Regions from separate parts of the Homo sapiens genome. Here region 1 is linked to region 2. A link is a contact called in ENCODE Hi-C or POLR2A ChIA-PET data. All regions are on one chromosome and are shown on one strand. Each heading gives the region's core, a stretch centred on a gene start or an enhancer-like site at or near the end of the contact. The rest is flanking DNA. Distances are from core to core; before and after follow the strand shown.

Region 1 (6,423 bases), core at 3,307-5,806, 72 kb after region 2:
CGCCTGTAATCCCAGCACTTTGGGAGGCCAAGGCGGATGGATCACAAGGTCAGGAGTTCAAGACCAGCCTGGCCAACATAATGAAACCTCCGTCTCTACTAAAGATACAAAAAATTAGCCGGGCATGGTGGCTGGCACTTGTCATCAAAGCTACTCGGGAGGCTGAGGCAGGAGAATCGCTTGAACCCGGGAGGCAGAGGTTGCACTGAGTGGAAATTGCGCCATTGCACTCCAGCCTGGGCGACAAGGCAAGACTCCATCTCAAAGAAAAAAAAAGAAAAAATCTTTACTCCCCTGCCTTCCTGTCTCAATCTGCTGTGTGCATTAGCCCCATTTCACATTCTCAGTAGCTACATGTGACTGATGGCTACTGTGTTGGACAACACTGTTCTAGATAGTTGGTTTCACTAGGTAATGTATTTGCATTAAACATGACATTTATTGATGACACAATTCTCTTTGTCTGGAACATGAAAGATTGGTTCTTGTATCAGATATAACTCCACCAAGAAAGAGAAGAGGAAGCAAAAAATATTTCTTCAAGAATCTTGGTGAAGGTTAGGTGTATTTTCTCTGGGTTTTATGTAAAGTGTTTTTTTTTTTTTTTTTTTGAGACGGAGTCTTGCTCTGTGGCCCAGGCTGGAGTGCAGTGGTGCGATCTCGGCTCACTGCAAGCTCTGCCTCCTGGGTTCATGCCCTTCTCCTGCCTTAGCTTCCGGAGTAGCTGGGACTACAGGCTCCTGCCACCACGCCTGGCTAATTTTTTGTATTTTTTAGTAGAGAACGGGGTTTTTTAGCATGTTAGCCAGGATGGTCTTGATCTCCTGACCTCGTGATCCGCCTGTTTCGGCCTCCCAAAGTGCTGGGATTATAAGCATGAGCCACCACGCCCGGCCATAAAGTGATTTTTAAACAATTTATAAAATTTATTATAGTGTAGTTATTTTTATTTTTCATTTTTATTTTTGAGATGGAGTTTCACTCTTGTTGCCGAGGCTGGAGTGCAGTGGCATGATTCTCCTGCCTCACCCTCCCATGTAGCTGGGATTACAGACGTGTGCCACCACACCCAACTAATTTTGCACTTTTAGTAGAGACAAAGTTTTACCATGTTGGTCAGGCTGGTCTCGAACTCCTGACCTCAGGTGATCCACCCGCCTCCCACTCGGCCTCCCAAAGTGCTAGGATTACAGGTGTGAGCCCCCGCGCCCAGCCTTGCAGTTACTTTTGAATAAAGGTATTGACAGTTGAGTCAAGCAGTGTTGCAAGTATTGAAGTCTGTCAGTGACTGCTTCTCAGATTAAAGTGAGCCATCTGTTTATATGTGATATGGAGATGAAAACTGATTTTTACATTTAAATGCTAGTAGATTTCTTATCTAGAAGCACCTTTGAAGACTAGCAATGTTATGGGTGGCACATTAATTTAGAGTCTTTCAGGAAGGACTAGGTTTCAGTTAGTGGTTTTATTGTGAGATAAATTTATCTGTTTGAGATGATTCCACTAAAGGTTAAAAGTAGTCTGGATTTCAGCACTGATAATCACTTTTACTTTGTGCTTAGAAATAGTGTAGGTGTTAGGGGAGATACCAAAGGATAGGAACAAGCTATTAATGTTATGTTCTAAAAGAAATCACTGTTTACTGGATTCTAGTCAGGGACCAGAACACATGGAAATAGAAATCCATTCTACCTAAGGAAAGAAAAAAGGATTATTTTAAAAATCTTTGGAAAATCATATGTAATTGAATTGCAAGTATATAGCCTTGGTACTTTTTATGTGTGTGCTATTCTGTCTCCTCCCCACCTCCATCCATGACTTTAGATAGGTTCATCGGGTCAGTGTTCATCCAGGTCTAATCACCTTGTCTGGAGGGTTTATCCCATGGTACTAAAAGGTCAGCAAGAGCTGATTTATAGGTATACAGATTGTCTTAGAAGGGAATGTTAGTAGGGAGGCAGTGAATGGCATGTGTAACTTCAGTTTCTTCAACTGATTACAAAGGAACGTGTGTGAGAATGTTACCTTCCTTATACAGATTTGGTGAGGCCTAAGTCAGATAATCTATATAAAGTGCTTAGCCCAGGGCCTAGTACATAATAGTGAGTAGACATTTTCAGTGAGCACTTACTCTAATACATACCTAATTGTGTAGTTTCCTTACCTGGTTTTTTTAATTTAGGGAAAAAATTTGGAGAATTTGGTGGGATTAATTGGTAACTTGTGGATATTCACTCAGAACATCTCAATTCAAAGTGCCTGACTGAAATTTAACTCTTGTAACTAGCGGCCTAGATATGCTCTGAAGTGTTCATGGTATAGTATATCAGCCCGACCTCAGATTGGCTTACTGTTGAGCATTGTTGAGTTTGCTCTTAATCAAGAACTTAAAGTGTCCAAATTTTTTAGCCATCTGAGCCCCTTTATTTAATTGAAATCTTTTGCAGAAACCAGGTATGTGAAAACACCAAAAATGAACTATTCTATTTGAAGCAGAAATTTGTAACCCATTCTGCCTTCTCAGTCTGCTTTCTCCCTACCCTTTTCCTCTGCCTCAGCAATCTTTGATAGAACAAAAGCAGACACTTAGGAGAAATAAACTTTATGAAGGATTGCCTAAATGATAAGCCTGAATGATAAGTTCATTATTATTATTGTTTTTTTAAGAAACAAGAGTCTTGCTCTGTCACCTATGCAGGGGTGTAGTGGTGTGATCTCAGCTCACTGCAGCCTCAATTTCCTAGGCTCAGACGGTTCTCCCACCATAGGCTCCTGAGTAGCTGGGACCACAGCTGTGCACCACCACACCCAGATAATTTTCTTATTCTTTGTAGAGACGGGGATCTCACTGTGTTGTCCAGGCTGGTCTTGAACTCAAGCAATCCTCTCGCCTTGGTCTCCCAGAATGTTGGGATTACACACGTGAGCCACCGCCCCTGGCCGGATTTTATTTTTAACTCTGGCTCCACTCCATGAAGACTGGCTGTTAACTGAAGGTGGCCATGAGACTATTGATTTATATTAGAACTAAATAGCCAGAGGCTGGGTGGGCGGTTCACGCCTTATAATCCCAGCACTTTGGGAGGCTGAGGCAAGTGGATCATTTGAGGTCAGGAGTTCAAGACCAGCCTTGGCCAGTATGGTGAAACCCCGTCTCTTCTAAAAATACAAAAATTAGGTATGGTGGTGTGTGCCTGTAATCCCAGCTACTTGGGAAGCTGAGGCAGGAGAATCGCTTGATCCTGGGAGGTAGAGGTTGCAGTGAGCCGAGATCGCACCACTGCACTCCAGCCTGGGCGACAGAGTGAGACCCTGTCTCAAATCAGTCAGTCAGTCAATCCATCCATCCATCCATCCATCCATCCCAGAAACTTACATTTTACTTTTCAGGTATTATTGACCATATCATTTTGTGTTTTACTTGTTGTAAACTATAGATGAAATCCTCTTATGTTATCTGGGGTAATATTTCATTGTACTTTTCTTGAGTCGCTGATTTTGTTTTTCTTAAGTAGTCATATTCTTCTTTGCATTAGCTCCTTGAAAGAATAGAGTTGAATGGCTTCCAATTAGCAAATAGGCCTTTATGGGCATACATTTTATTTATTGACAGTATTTCTAACTTATTTTTTTTTAACCATTTTTACTTGGATTGACTATTTTTGCCTACTTTTGATATCATACAGCATGCATTTTTAAAGTCACCTAGAATTCTTTTCAGAGCAATTTAAAGTATATAAAAAACAGTAATATTTAGTGAACAGCACTTGTTCTAAAAAGCTCCCCTTTTCATTCTAAGGTGGTGGGATTCCCTGTTGCTTGTGGGTTTAAGTTCAGACTCCTTATCATGGAAACACAGATTTTGTGATGTGGCCTTATTCTAAGATCATTTCCCACTATCCTGTAGTCTAGGCACACAGAAGTCTCCCCTGGTAGACCACATACTTGCTTTTATCCTTCCTTTACAGTTATAAATATTGAGCGTAAGCACATAGTAAATTTTTGTTGCCAGTTATCCAGAGTAATTGATACATCATTTTATAAACTTTTGAGAGGAGGATGTTAGAAACCATTCCATCACACTTTTAATAAAAAACGGTATCATCTCAGGTGGAAGTGAGGCCTATTCACAGATCTCCTAACAGGTGATTACTGTCTCTGTGGCAAGGAGAACTTTTATGAACCTGCCCTTTGTGAGCTATGGGTAAATAAGGAGTCTTGGATTTATGACTGCAGCTACTATTAAATAGTGGACAGTTTGAACCTCTCTCTCTCATGATGAACTGCAGATATGTGACTTAAATAAGCCACCCAATTCTGAACTGAGCTTTATATTGCAACTTACGGGTTAAAGTATTTTCACAATCACCGTCCCAGTTGACCCCCTCAAAATTCTATGAGTTAGAAAGGACAGGCATCATAACTATCTTAAATGAAGTACTTCAGGCTAAGCACTTATCTAAGTAGGAAGTTTATATTCACAACCAACTTGAAGATGAGTCAGTTCTTTTTTCTTTTTACTACATATCAAGTTGTCCCTGTATATATAACAGTTGTTTTGCAGTGATTTGTAGTTAAACTTCCTTTCATGATGCATTTGTTAGTCATCCCTACAAGGTGTGTTACGTTTTAACTGAAAGAAAATCAGTTTCTGAAGTATCTTGCAATCATTTCTGGCATCCATTTTTATATACCTCTATGAAGTGAGAGTGGTGTATTCTAAAACTTTGTGGTTTTGATACTTAACATTTTGTGGTTTTGTGGCTAATAAAGTTGTAATTTTGGAGTTAGATGTGATGTTTGTGCAGATACGTGAAAATCAGACATTAGTATTTCTGTTCTTGTACCTACATTGATGAGAGCAGAACTGTGTGTCCTAAATATCTTTTACAGTGTTTAATAGCTAGCGGAGTGATAGGTACGATAAGTTTATCAAGATATCCTTGAACAAAGAGCTATGACAAAAGAAAGTACTTGCTTATAGTCATGGAATTTTGCTATGTCTTTCCTGATAATATCTCTAACCAAAATAGTTGTGAAATCATTTATTCATCCAGCATGTATTTGAGTACCTCCTATGTGCCTGGCATTAATCTAGAGCGGGAATTGGCCAACTATGACCCACTCACCAAATCCATTCTAGTCACCCCTTATTGTAAATAAAAGTTTTATTGAAACACAGCCATTCCTATTCATTTACTTATTGTCTGTGGCTTCTTTTTTACTGTAAAGGCGAAATTGAGCAGTTATGACAGACTCTATGGCCCACAAAGCCTAGAATAATTGCTCTCTGGTGCTTTAGAGAAAAAATTTGCCAGCCCTAATCTAGAGTGCTGGGAATATAACTCTGAAAAAACCAAATAATTTTTTCAGTATGTTAAATTTGTTTTTTTTTTTTTTGCTTCCATATTATAGGCTCTTTGTGCCTAGAAACTTATTATTTGCTCATTATGCATATTTTAATTCATGTTGAAGGACAGTGTTATTACAAGTAAGTTGTTTTCCTCTGAATTTGTGTAGGTATCTTTTTCCTCAGTAACCCTTTTCCCTGAAATGGGAGACTAATTAAGAACTGTGTGCCAAAAACCTCTGCAAGGATAGAGACTTCAGTTTCCAGTATGTGGATAAGAAACTAGATTGAGGAAGGCTTTACTCTGGGGTGACGTATCTCAAAATAGGTGAAAGAGGAAAAATACAATGAAGTGTAATCAGAATCAAGATTTAATAAAAGGGCCGGGCGCAGTGGCTCACGCCTGTAATCTCAGCACTTTGGGAGGCTGAGGTGGGTGGATCACCTGAGGTCAGGAGTTCAAGACCAGCCTGATGAACATGGTGAAACCCCGTCTCTACTAAAAATACAAAAAAATCAGCCAGGCATGGTGGCGGACGCCAGTAATCTCAGCTAGTCGGGAGGCTGAGGTAGGAGAATCACTTGAACCCAGGAGGCAAAGGTTGCAGGGAGCCAAGATTGCGCCACTGCGCTCCAGCCTGTGCAACAAGAGCAAAATTCCGTGTCAAAAAAAAAATAGATTTAGTAAAAATAATTTGTTTCATCAGGAATACTCAGCAAGTGAAACTGGTTTTTTGTTTTTTAACTGTGAGAGTATGGTGATGAATATAATGACTACTATTAGGTAGTCATTACATAATGACATCACCATATTATGTGACATCTCCTTGTCATATAACGACAACTGTACTATTATAGTATGGTTTGGTGCCGCTGTCTTGATGGCATGTTAAAGCTCTAGCTGTTTTACCCTTCATTGCTTTTACACTGCCAATGCAAATGTCAACACAGTGAATAAGACGAATAACAAGTTCTTGTTATTATGAAAATAGGGGCTGGGCGCAGTGTTTCATGCCTGTAATCCCAGCTCTTTGGGAGGCTGAAGCGGGTGGGTCACCTGAGGTCAGGAGTTC
Region 2 (6,328 bases), core at 574-3,073:
GTTTACCAATAGAGTCCCAGCACCCAACCCACTGCCTGCAAAGAGGAAGCATTGCATATAAAAATTTAATGCGCTGGTAGGCATAGGAGGCAAACACCCAGCATCAAAGTCAATTGGGCAGGAGAGGGTGGAGTTGAGAATGAGTAAAACACAGTCAGCTGCCAGTGTCAGCCAGCACAGGAGGGGCTGAGAGCCAAGTGGAGCACTTACATGCCAGTGGCATTTGACAGTCATATATAGAGACAAGCCTAGAGCCTGCAGAGATGAGCAAGAAAGCAGGTGCAGGAGATGCAAGGAGGAGCTGCAGGGCAGGCCCACGTCAAACAGGGGATGGCATCCTTTTGGCCTTTAAAGAGCTTGGCTTACACCTGTCAGGTCACACAACGCCCTTCAAAAGAAGGCACCCATACCTCCTGACACTTAACTTCTTTTTTTTTTTTTTTCTTTGAGACGGAGTCTCGCTCTGTCACCCAGGCTGGAGTGCAGTGGCACGATCCCGGCTCACTGCAAGCTCCGCCTCCTAGGTTCATGCCATTCTCCTGCCTCAGCCTCCCGAGTAACTAGGACTACAGGCGCCCGCCACCACGCCCGGCTAATTTTTTGTATTTTTTAGTAGAGACGGGGTTTCACCGTGTTAGCCAGGATGGTCTGGCTCTCCTGACCTCATGATCTGCCCGCCTTGGCCTCCCAAAGTGCTGGGATTACAGGCGTGAGCCACCACGCCCAGCCTTAACTGCTTTTCCTACTGCATCTTGGCTGTGTGTGTGTGTGTGTGTGTGTGTGTGTGTGTGTGTGTGTGTGTGTATAATGCATCCCCTAGGAGGACATCCTGTTTCTAGCCTCTGCACCTTCCCAATGCCCAGCCCAGTGCCTGACTCAGTGCCTGAGTAAATGTGCGTTGGAGGAATGAACAGCCAGCAAAAGAGAGAAGACATTGGGCCTGGCAGCAAAGCAGCTGGAAGGGAGGCCCCTAAACAAACAGAGCCTCTGCCAGGAAATCTAACAAACGAGGCCCCATGGACGATTGTGAGTTGTTGTTTGAATGCTTCCTGTTTGCTGGCTTGAAACCAGACTTCCTACAGTGTCTATTCTGGTCCTCTCACTTTGACTTACCGCTTTTCAAAATGATCAGTTTCACCATTCATTCTGCCCTTTTGGCTCCTAGTTTCTGCAACAGACAGATTGAATCTTCATGCATTTATTCATGAAACACTTCTGGAGTCCCTATTATGTGCGATACACTAAGTCACCAGACTCAGGATTCTATGAGAGAACCTGGTGGGAAAGACAGCTACAAATAAAAATTCACAATCTAGAGTGATAAGAGAACGAAACACCAGGGTGACACTGGGGAGCAGACACTCACACCAAAATAATATATGATTGTGTTTTTCCTGAATTCATTTCCTCATATATGAGTGACTAATGAACAAGATTGGAGGTATTTGGGTCAGGAATGCCACTAATTGTTTCCCAAACACCCAGCTGTGTGGTCATTCAGGGCAGCTGGGAACAAACACCAGCCCAACAGTGTTCAAACTTCCAAGGACCAAGCCTGGGGGCTTTGCCACAGCACCAGCAATTACTCATTTGGCATGCGGCCACTCCTCACTCAGCCCCAAGGACCTCAGTCCTGCACTAGAGGGGTTTCCTGGGACAATGCTAAAACCAAACCAGTTCTGGGCAAACTGGGACAGTTGGTCACACTGAAGTCTGTGGGCTTTGCTGAACTTGCAGGTCTGCACACACGCCAGGACAGCTGGTCTGGATCGGGGATAATAGAGGGAGAGGCATTAACTGCTGCGTGGAATCTTAGCCTCAGCACCTGCCTCTCTAATCTGGCACCCTGCCAGCCCCAGCTCCTAAGATGCAGGCCACTCACACTTCCTGCCTGCTGACTCAGCCACACCTCGGCTGCTTAGTTAGTCCTGATGGAGGCAGGACAAGTGGCCTTGAGCCAGTGAGGAGGGTGGAGACCCTGCTGCTCTTCATCACTCTATCCTTAGCAGCTAGCATGGTACTCCATGGAGCAGGGGTTCACTAATGAATGAGTTAAGAGTGGTCTTATGGCCGGGCGCGGCGGCTCACGCCTGTAATCCCAGCACTTTGGGAGGCCGAGGTGGGTAGATCATGAGGTCAGGAGTTCGAGACCAGCCTGGCCAAGATGGTGAAACCCTGTCTCTACTAAAAATACAAAAATTAGCCAGGCATGGTGGCGCACGCCTGTAGTCCCAGCTACTTGGGAGGCTGAGGCAGGAGAATCACTTTAACCCAGGAGGTGGAGGTTGCAGTGAGCCGAGATCGTGCCATTGCACTCCAGCTTGGGCGACAAGAGTGAAACTCTGTCTTAAACAAAACAAAACAAAACAAACAAACAAAAAAAAGAGTGGTCTTAGTCTCTCTCTGTTCAGTGGGGCTTAAAGCCTCTGACTCCTGCCATGTACTCCCCTCTACCCGCCTCCTAAATTCTCTTCTGTTGCAACTGAAATACGGGACACCAAGACCCCAGGGACCAAGCCAGAAAATGCATGCTGCCTGAAACCCAGCCGTTTCTCACTTTCCCACTCCATGGGGACTCTTTTAAGGCTGCGCAGGCCCCTTTGGCCAATATCTGACTGCCGCCTGCCCCCTTCCCCCCTGAAGTGGCCTTGCCTTTTGCCTGCCAGACTTCCCATGTGCTGGAGTTTCCTGGGCAGATCTCCGGCATGTTGGCTGCTCCACCGCCCACAGCCTCGGGTCTGGCAGCTGCCTAGATGGGGATCCTATGTTTTACATACGCCTCCTGGGAAATCTGCATGCTGACTTTTCTGACCTTCTGAGCTGACAATGCTTTTGGGTTCTATCCCCACCCCACCCATCTGCACCCTCAGGGTCAGTCACCATCAGTCGGGTGATGAGGAGGAAAACAAGGTATTAAGGGAAGTTCCAATCTTTTATTTTTCCCCCATCAACACATTTACCATCAGCTAGCACCTGAGTCCCTGGAGAGCTGTGAGGAGGGTGTAGGAGGATCACGGGGCTATTTGTAGACACAGCCTCAGAGCTGGAGGGAACTGTCTGGGTCACTGAGCCCAGCCTCCCACCTGAGCAGGAAAGCAAACTTGCTGTACTCTGTCGATAAATGGGCCTTAAGCTTTTGCTTGAATCTGCCTTCATGGGTGGCTCACTCCCTTTCTGGGGTGTGGTTCATGGTTAGATTGTGCCTACTGTTAGGATGTTTTCCCTATATCTCTTGTAGTAAAATGAGCCCCTTGTTGTACATGTCAAATTCCAATGTTGCACTCCTGGATTCTGGTAAGCTTACCCTGTCGGTACCACTGTGGGTTGAGATGAGATCTCCCACTAAGGATGGGATGTTTCCCATCATTGATCCATTGTATCAATCAGGATCCCGACAGGTGCACTCAAGTTAGGATAACATGAGGAAGATTTATTTTCAAAAGGACTACTTACCAACTTATGGGTGGGATAGACAGGAACCCCAGAGACAGTGCAGTGATCTGCCTTCACTAGCAGTGGAGATCTTACTTGTTAGGCCTGATGGATCAGGGGACAGACTGGTAGTTTCTGGAACCCACAAAGTGGAGTCATGTATAGGAGCTGTCTATCAGAACCACCTAGGGGCTTTCCAAATGCACTCTCCACTCCCAGACTCCCCAGGAGAGTTTCCTAGAGCAACAGGGAATGCAGGCTGGTTATCAGGGCCTGTGAAGCAAAGAAGCTGCATTTCATCACCAGATGTGAAGGCTGAGTTTGGGGCTAAGAAAGAGCAAAGTTGGAGGGGTTAGGACTCAGGCAGGCACTGGCCTGGGGCAGGGAGCCTGGGCAAAGCACAAATGTGGCCTGTGAGAGGCCCTGCAAATGAGATGAGCACCTGGGGCCTATTGTTGCAGTTGACCTCTGGCCTGGCCAGGGCCTGTGTTGCTCCCCAAGATTTCTTTGCCACCCCAGACTCGGGATCCATTTCCTTGAGTAACAGACGGCTCCTGTTCTCCTCACTTGAGAGTTCTTTTGTCTGACTGGACTCTTCCTTGTTTTTGTCAGTTCAGATGAGTGACCTTGTTCAGCTGAAGTCTTTTCTTTGGGCCTGGGGCCAACTTTTCTTGGGGCCCACCTGCTGCCCAGTTCCTCTATGATCCAGCTCTAATGCTTCCCAAATTATAAGGTGAATAAAAATCCTTAAGGACCTTGTCAAAATGACAACACTGATTTAGTAGGTCCTGGTGGGCTCAGAGATGCTACATTTGTAGCAAGCACTCAGATAATACTGATGCTGCCCGTCCACACACCACACTTTGAGTAGCAAGCCTTGAACCCAGTGGTTCTCAATTCTTGGCTGGAATGAGCTTGAGCTCATCTGGAGCACATGGTGAAAACACAAAGGCCCAGGCCCTTGTGTACTCCAATGAGCCTGGACCTCAGCCAGCTGCATTAGCTCTCAAGGTGATTCTCATATACATTAGGGTTTCAGAACCATTGCTGGGCCTCTAGTGTGTTGCAGGTGGCTGGCCTGATTGGGTAGCATTGGTTGCCAACTGCATTTAAGGCCCTGGCACAACTCCCTGCCAAGACTTCCTGGAAGGCTCTTTCCCTAAGGGTGGCTTTATGTTGTCATTCCTTGACATTATGGGTCTCCTGTAGTCCCCCTCATCACTCTCCAACAATAGGTCCCTTTCCTTAAAGCTCCAGGTCAGTGCTGACACTGGATGTCCCCATTGCCTATAGCAGTGTTAGCAAACTATGGCCCACAGGCCAAACCAGCTGGCCACCTGTTTTGTAAATAATGTTTCATTAGAACAGTCATGCTCATAAATACAAATACAAAAATGCTCCCATCCCCTTTGCAAATAGCATGATCAGGAAAATTGTCTCCCTTTGAAATATAACTTCCTATGAAGCTCCTATTAACCAGAGCTTTGAGAGCATGGCATGTGCCCAGTGTTGAGGACACAAGGCTAGGCCACAGATAATGAACTCTTCCCCAGCAACCCCTGCAATGACCCTCCTCCCTGGGGGTCTGTGGATACTTCCCCTGCCTCCTTCTCCCCTATTTACATGCCAGGGCTAAGAGGGTGATAGACAAGCGTGAAACAAAATTACTTTCCATGTGAAACAGGCTACCCTACTTTGGCTGCCAAATGAAAATGCGAAAAGGTTCAAAAATACAGTTTCTTGATGGATTGAAGATTGTGGAAACGGTGAGAAGGAAATGAGGCGGCCACTAGGGAAGCCCAGAGGAGATGTGGTGAGGCACCTAACATCCCCCTCTTCTACAAACCTTCAACCCCAGCTGGGATGCACAGTAAGAAAATTCAAGCTTCTTGGCCCGGCACGGTGGCTCACGCCTGTAATCCGAACACTTTGGGAGGCTGAGGCAGGCGGAGTACCTGAGCTCAGGAGTTTGAGACCAGCCTGGGCAACACGGTGAAAACCCGTCTCTACTAAAATACAAAAAAAAAAATTAGCTGGATGTGGCAGCGTGCACCTGTAGTCCCAGCTACTCGGGTGGCTGAGGCAGTAGAACTGCTTGAACCCAGGAGGCAGAGGTTGCAGTGAGCCGAGATCGCGCCACTGCACTCCAGCCTGGGCAACAGAGCGAGACTCTGTCTCCAAAAAAAAAAAAAAGAAAATTAAAGCTTCTTTTAGGCCTCCCGTCATTGCAGCAACTGCACTGTCAAAGGTACAGCATCATCATCTGACCCAACAACCTCCAGGTAAGATATAGCAAGGATCCTCAGCCTGGGACTTGGCTCCATCCAATGCTTTGGAAGGGGAATCTGGCTTGACATTACAGGTCTCCTGCAGGCTCCCTCATCACTCTCCGATGATGGGTCTCCTTCCTCAAAGCTCCAGGTCATTGCTGACATTGGTTGACCCTGCTGCCTAGAGCAAACTATGGCCCATGGGCCAAACCAACCATTTTGTAAATAATGTTTTACAATAATGTATCTACAAAATAGCACCTATTTTGTAAATCACGTTTCAATAGAATACAGTCATGCTCATTTATTTATATCAGACCTCCCTCCCCCCAGTTACATTTTGGGTTGTGACAACTGAGGAGTGCTACTGGTATCAACTGGGTAGAGACTAGGATGCTGCTAAATATCCTACAGTTCACAGGACAGCCTTCATAACAAACAATGATCCAGCCTCAAATGTCAGCAGGCCAAGGTGGACAATACCTTGTGTATTGTTTATGGCTGCTTCTGAGCTAAAATGGGAGAGTCGAGTAGATGTGACAGAGATCACATGACCTGCAGAGCCTAAAACATGTTCTATTTGGATTTTGTACTAGTCAGGGTTTTCCATAGAAACAGAACCAATA

What was found. Hi-C counts contacts between places; a loop is a spot of excess contacts on that map. ChIA-PET counts read pairs that join two places held with the same protein, here RNA polymerase II (POLR2A). Pooled maps may share reads with other maps.
Region 1: a pooled map shows a loop between it and region 2 (7-fold over the local background). The contact joins two enhancer-like sites. A Hi-C loop is called at or near these places in 1 of 168 maps with a recorded cell type or tissue (endothelial cell of umbilical vein), 5 of 37 single-sample maps with no recorded cell type and 8 of 50 pooled maps. POLR2A ChIA-PET finds 5 or more read pairs at or near these places in 2 of 52 experiments (OCI-LY7 and naive thymus-derived CD4-positive, alpha-beta T cell).

Annotation. Positions count from the first base shown.
Region 1 is chr15:80,101,200-80,107,622 of GRCh38, forward strand. All of the region lies in intron 2 of ZFAND6 (zinc finger AN1-type containing 6), which reads left to right. Among named protein-coding and RNA genes, the nearest start is that of ZFAND6, 45 kb to the left of the region's middle. Within about 2 kb of position 4,557, at least 3 of the 41 ENCODE cell types and tissues checked have a DNase peak (open chromatin) inside an H3K27ac peak, as active enhancers do.
Region 2 is chr15:80,031,833-80,038,160 of GRCh38, forward strand. No RefSeq gene overlaps it. Among named protein-coding and RNA genes, the nearest start is that of ZFAND6, 25 kb to the right of the region's middle. RefSeq lists enhancers at 173-918, 919-1,662, 1,663-2,406. Within about 2 kb of position 1,824, at least 13 of the 41 ENCODE cell types and tissues checked have a DNase peak (open chromatin) inside an H3K27ac peak, as active enhancers do.